Regions from separate parts of the Mus musculus genome. Here region 1 is linked to region 2. The links are chromatin contacts, found by Hi-C or POLR2A ChIA-PET in ENCODE. All regions are on one chromosome and are shown on one strand. The core of a region is the stretch at or near the end of the contact, and the rest is flanking DNA. Distances in the headings are between cores, read along the strand shown. Region 1 overlaps Fndc3b (fibronectin type III domain containing 3B). Region 2 holds the start of Fndc3b (fibronectin type III domain containing 3B).

Region 1 (2,700 bases), core at 94-2,593, 79 kb before region 2:
TTGCAAAGGTTCTGAAATCTAAGCGCCTTATGGCTTTGGAACAATTCAACCTGCCTAGAGACACTTCTAACTAAGATTGTCATAATGCGAGCCATCAATAAAGGGTTGCTGACTTGTGAATCCAGGAGAGGGGTCCTATCTGGCTGCTTTGTGTTTCAGTTCTTACTTTCAGATATTTTGTATTAGTATCTTAATTGAGATTAAGCAACATACCATACAGTTTATGCACGTGAAGTATTTTTGGTACACTCACATAGTTGGTACCCATGACGCAAAACATGGTAGGAGATTTCCAACACCCCATCTTCCTCAGTTCCTCCAGCCCTTACATGTACTTCTGGTCGGTCTCACGGTGGATCTTATTATACAAAGACAAAAATACCACAATGCAAAGGAATCCTTTCACTTAGCAATGAGTTGTCCAGGCTGTCCATGTCATCTCATTCATTTCTTTTTCTCTCCTACGTAATATTCCATTTTTAAATATACTACATTTGGCTCATCTTTTCATCAGTTAATTTACATTTGATTTGCTTCTAAAACTCTTGGTTGTTCTGCATAATTGTGCTCTGAATATTCATAGTCCAGTTTCTGTGGGATACTAAAGGCCATTTCTCTTGAATATGTTTGAGATAACATAACGTATAATTAAGGTTTTTGGAAGACTGTACAGCAGAAGCACCTGGCACTGTAGCTGTCCTCTCAAAGCGCACTGAAGATGTCAACTCAGATCCCTCAGGATGCTTCAAGCATTCTTAACTCTTTGATAGGTTACCCACCATACGTGGAAGAAAGACCTAAACAGTTACACATATGGATACCCCAGAGAAAAACGTTTATACAAATGGATACCTAGGATTACAAAGTTTAAGGTTGGGTGTGCTGCCAAGTCTAGCATATGGAAGGTGGAGGCAGGATCAGGAGGTCTAAGCCAGCCTTGGCTACAAAGTGAGTCCAAGGATAGGCTTGGCTACATAAGACCCTGTCTGTGGAAAAACAAAAAACAAAAAACAGAGCTAAAGTGTTGGGGATGAAGATATGCTATAGCAGTAAAAATTCATCCAACAGGTTCAAGCCTGTCACCGTGGAGGTGGGGCTTAGATACAATGCTGTCCAGTTAGTTTTCCTTTTTGTGTTAGAGTGCAGGGGCCCCCTCCCTAAGGAACGGATGGAAGTCCAGACACGGTACACTCCTAGTCTCAGAAGCACAAGGACCTTCTGGCATGCGAAGGCCAACATGCACATCACCAATCCGCCTGATTCCTCCCTCTCTCTGCACTAAGATCAAATTCAGGACAGACACCAGGCTCTGCGGAGTGCAAAGGAAAACTGTGACAAAGATTTTCCAGCCTCCCTGCCCCTCCTCCCCACGAGCCCTCAGTGCACACAAGCACATAGCTGATTCTCTGCACATCTAATTTGGGGCCAGCTGATGTACCATGACATCAGTGCAGCACAGTGAGCCAAGTTTAAACTCCATCTGGGACAAATAATGTCCAGGCCCGCTGGGACTTCTCTTGTTTATATACACTGACTAAAGATGTCTTGGTGGTAAATGAACCAACTCTCCAGACTTATTTCCCAAGGCATCCAGAACAATATTCTGCACCCTGAAGCAACTCCCTGCTTAGAGTTCTTTCCAAGGCTGTGCGTAAGTGATTTTTAACAGAACACATGATTTTGGAACATGTAATTAACATCTTGAGGAGAGTCAAAGTCCAAGCAGCCCTTTCTTGATCTGAAACAAAGAGAATGAGGAACCCGCTAGCGAGTGGGTGTGGTGAGGGTAGGATAGTTCAACCAAACCCCACATGACACTGAATCCTACCTCCGCGGAAGACCTGCGGCCTCCTGAAGACCAGCGAGGAAAGCTTTTAAGGTACAGTGGCGTGGCTGAGAGGTCACGTCCCTTCCTTTTGAAGACCAAAACCCAGTTTGTGTTTTTAGCCTGGCATTACATAGAGGAACCATTACAAATTCAGGAAGAAAAACAAATCACCTAATATTCAAGTCTTTTTTCTTTTCTCTCATTTCTTGGGGGGGTGGGGTGCGGTGGGGTCAGGGGTCAGAAGATGGAGTTTCTCTTGTAGCCCTGGCTGTCCTGGAACTCTGTAGACCAGGCTGGCTTCAAACTCAGACATCTGCCTGCCTCTGCCTCCTGAGTGTTAAGATTAAAGGCATGTGCCACCACCAGAACCCTGGCTAGTTCCAAGTCTTACACAGAGGTCTCCTGAGTCTCCAAACCTGCCTCTACTGTGACTCGCCTCTTAAGTGAAAATGAAGGGTGGGTTTGGAAGGAAAGCAGAGGTGAGAGGCCCCTGCCCACTCACCCACACCCTCAAGGAAGAGTCCCAGTTCGCTGCTCACCAGAACTCTCACAGTGCTGACCTCAAAAGGGAACTGCTGACCATCTCAGGGAAAGAATCATTCCTTGTAAAACTTCTGGGACCCGACAGAGACCTGGGCTGGAATCTGAAAAGCCTTGATTCCCACTTCAATTCCAAAGGAAAAATCAAGCCTCCAGACACTCTCATTGTGGCTTGGATCTCATGTCGCAGAGCCAGTCACTTAGTCACTTGCCAGGTCTTGAAAATAACATAGGGATCCTAACTACAAGAACTAATGAAGGGGTACATGGGGGGAGGGAGGGAAGGAGGGAGGGAGGAGGAGGAGGAGGAGGAGGAGGAGGAGGAGAGAGAG
Region 2 (2,700 bases), core at 163-2,662:
GAAAAGCACATGCAAGTTTAAGGACAATACTAAGAGAGCAACTTTTTAAAACAATAATCAACGAGGCCTCACTTTTAGCCAGGCTGCCGCGTATCTCGCGTCTCGGTAAGCATGAACTCCGGTTGGCCCTCCTGGCCAGAAGCATGTCCAGGGACTTTACCCTCTTCAACAGCTGCTCCCAGGGAGCCAGGAAATTTACTGAACCCAGTCTTTACTGCATCCACAGTCAGCCTCCAACGAGGAGCGAACCAACAGCCCCCACACCAGTCACAAAACCAGGTCAGAGTTGCTATGCATGCATGCGCTGTGTGGCATAACTCAAGTTCCCAGGGTCCCAGCCGATACTTGGAGATGCGGGAGCGCCACGCACTCAAATCTGAACAGAGCAGTGAAATTTTGCTCAAAACCTGACTTTCTTTTGTACTGTTTTGTTGTTGTTTTAAAAAAGAATGTTATTCCAGAATGGATTCCTTTTCTTCCGGGTCTGTCTGCTCCTACTAACTCTCTGCCACAACCAGGGTGCCTCCCCTTTCCCAATGCCCCACCTCTTGCCACATTTATAAAAAAAAGAAAAAAAAATGGCACATTCCCTCTCCCCTAGCTTCTCCTAGTAAGGCCTGGAAACTGGAGGAAATTCAAATCAAATTAGTTGCACATTAAAAAATAAACAGACAAGCAATCAAGGGTGCCCACCCAACAAAAGCCCTCGCCAGTTCCAAAATATGATTAAGCCTGGGAGGGAAGAGGGGGAGGGGGACTAGCCGGGATGGAGATAAACGTGTGCATTTTTGGCCCCAGCGTCAGCCTCATCGCGGCCAAATTCTACATTTTGTTTAAAGAAAACGCTGGGCCTGAGAGAAAAGAAAATAAAAAGTTGTAACTTTTAAGGAAGTCTGCAATCCGCACTGTCTGGATAAAATGCCAGTGCTTCCTTCGTCTGGGATCGCCGGGTGGGAGCCGAGATTCGAAAAATCTCCAACCCCAGCCGTTCTCTCCGGGAAGGCGCCCGGCCAGCGGCGCCGCCCGGCGGCCCAGCCAGGTCTCCCGGGACGCTCGCAGAGTCCCCCAGGCTCCCCAGGCCGGGCGCTGGGGACGCTAGGCGGTCACGGCCCCGGGCCCCGGGCCCCGCTTTCCGCGAGGACTGACAGGCCCTTCCCACGGCAGCTCGTTCCTGCCTGCCATCCGAACCAGACGGTCCCCGCGGCCCGCCCAGCCCGCCCGCCGCCTCGGGGCGCGGATTCCACCCGCTGGGTCTCCCGGCCGCCCCACCCCCGGCAGGGGCGCCCCTCGAGCCTGACCGACTGACCCGCGCTCCGCTGGCCCACACGCACCGGGTCGTCCTCTGCTTCCCGCCGCGCCCCGCTCCCCCGCCCGAGCCTGCAGCCGCCTGGCTCGCCGAGTCCAGCCGCGGCCGCCGGTTCCCGCCCCCAGCCCGGGGGGAGCCCAGGGGGCAGGACGGGGAGGGAGGACGTGGCGCGCAGAGGTGGCCAGAGGCGGGCGGGGAGTGTCCCCAAGAGGCCCCGGCGGGGGCGGGGGCGACCGGTCGCCCAGGGACCCTCCCCGCGAGCATCCCGGGTCCCGGGTCACAGCCCGGCACCCCCAAGGGGGCCAAGGCAGCCCCGAATCCCAGCTCTGCGCGCACGCACGCCCTCCTCCCTCCACCATATGGAAATCTACAGCCTCCCAAAGTGACACGTCGAAGATTCCTCGGCCTGGCCGCGCGCCCTCCCCCTCCCAGGCAGCGGTCCTGCCGCGGGGATCTGGGCGGGGGAGCGGATTCCTCGGAGCGACGGCCCGGGGAGGAGGGGAACTGCGAGCCCCGCATCCTCCGCTTTCTTCCCGAGCGAGCGGGGGCTGGAGGGGTCGCCCCCTACCCGGCCGGGAGCTTCGGGCAGCCGAGCGGTCGGGGCGCGACCGGGACTCGGCAGCCAAGTTTTCCTCGGGCATCCCCGAGTGCTCCGGGGCCGGGAGCGCACTCGTGCAGACTCGGAGTCCGGCCGGGCTCCGAAGCGCAGGGACCCGAGAGCGACTGTGGGTGGCACGTCCCCCGGCAGCCCGCCGCCGCTCCCGCACGCCTTACCTCCCCTCAGGCTGAAACGGGGCTCCGGGTGCCCGCAATCCGGGTCGCCCACGCCGTCCCAGCCAGCCGCCCGCGGGATCCCCGCCGTCCCCTGCGCCGCTCCCGCCGCTGCTCTCCGCCGCCTCCTCCGGCCGCCGCCGCTGCTCAAATAACTACCAGGAGGGTTTGATGGGGGATTCCGCCATGTCAATGATGTCGGGACCACATGGGGATTCGGGCCCCGCCCACTGCCGTAAGCCTCCCAGTACACGCGCAACTACAAGAGCAAGCTCGCGGTAGCTCGGCGAGGCCTCCCTTTACCATAAGCCAAGCCAGGCTACACACAGCGGGGCTTCTCTTGTCTGAGCTGAAGAGAACTGGGAGACTCTGAATGAGATTCTGGAATCATCACTGCAAATGCAGTATTTGCTCAGTAATTACTAAAGCTGACTTGTTATTTTTCACTTATAACACATATTTCCTTTTCCAATTGTAATTCCCAGAAGAATCTTTCAGTGATTTTTTTTTTATTCTTTTAACTTCCCACAGCATTTTGCATAAGCAAATTTTATGATACCAAAATTTAAATGTCTATTGTCCCTTTCAGTTCCGGCTAGACATCTTTACTCGAAAGACTAAAG

Evidence for each region. A loop is a pair of places that touch in the nucleus more often than their neighbours do. ChIA-PET counts read pairs that join two places held with the same protein, here RNA polymerase II (POLR2A).
Region 1: a map of heart shows a loop between it and region 2 (2.5-fold over the local background). The contact joins the enhancer-like site here to the promoter of Fndc3b in region 2. A Hi-C loop is called at or near these places in 1 of 37 maps with a recorded cell type or tissue (heart). POLR2A ChIA-PET finds 5 or more read pairs at or near these places in 1 of 5 experiments (Patski).

The regions. Positions count from the first base shown.
Region 1 is chr3:27,629,953-27,632,652 of GRCm38, forward strand. All of the region lies in intron 2 of Fndc3b (fibronectin type III domain containing 3B), which reads right to left. Among named protein-coding and RNA genes, the nearest start is that of Mir3092, 46 kb to the left of the region's middle. Within about 2 kb of position 1,344, at least 1 of the 3 ENCODE cell types and tissues checked has a DNase peak (open chromatin) inside an H3K27ac peak, as active enhancers do; it is heart, where a contact is called at or near this core.
Region 2 is chr3:27,709,040-27,711,739 of GRCm38, forward strand. It overlaps Fndc3b (fibronectin type III domain containing 3B), which reads right to left and starts at 1,413. Exons shown (of 26, transcript NM_173182.3): 1 at 1,307-1,413.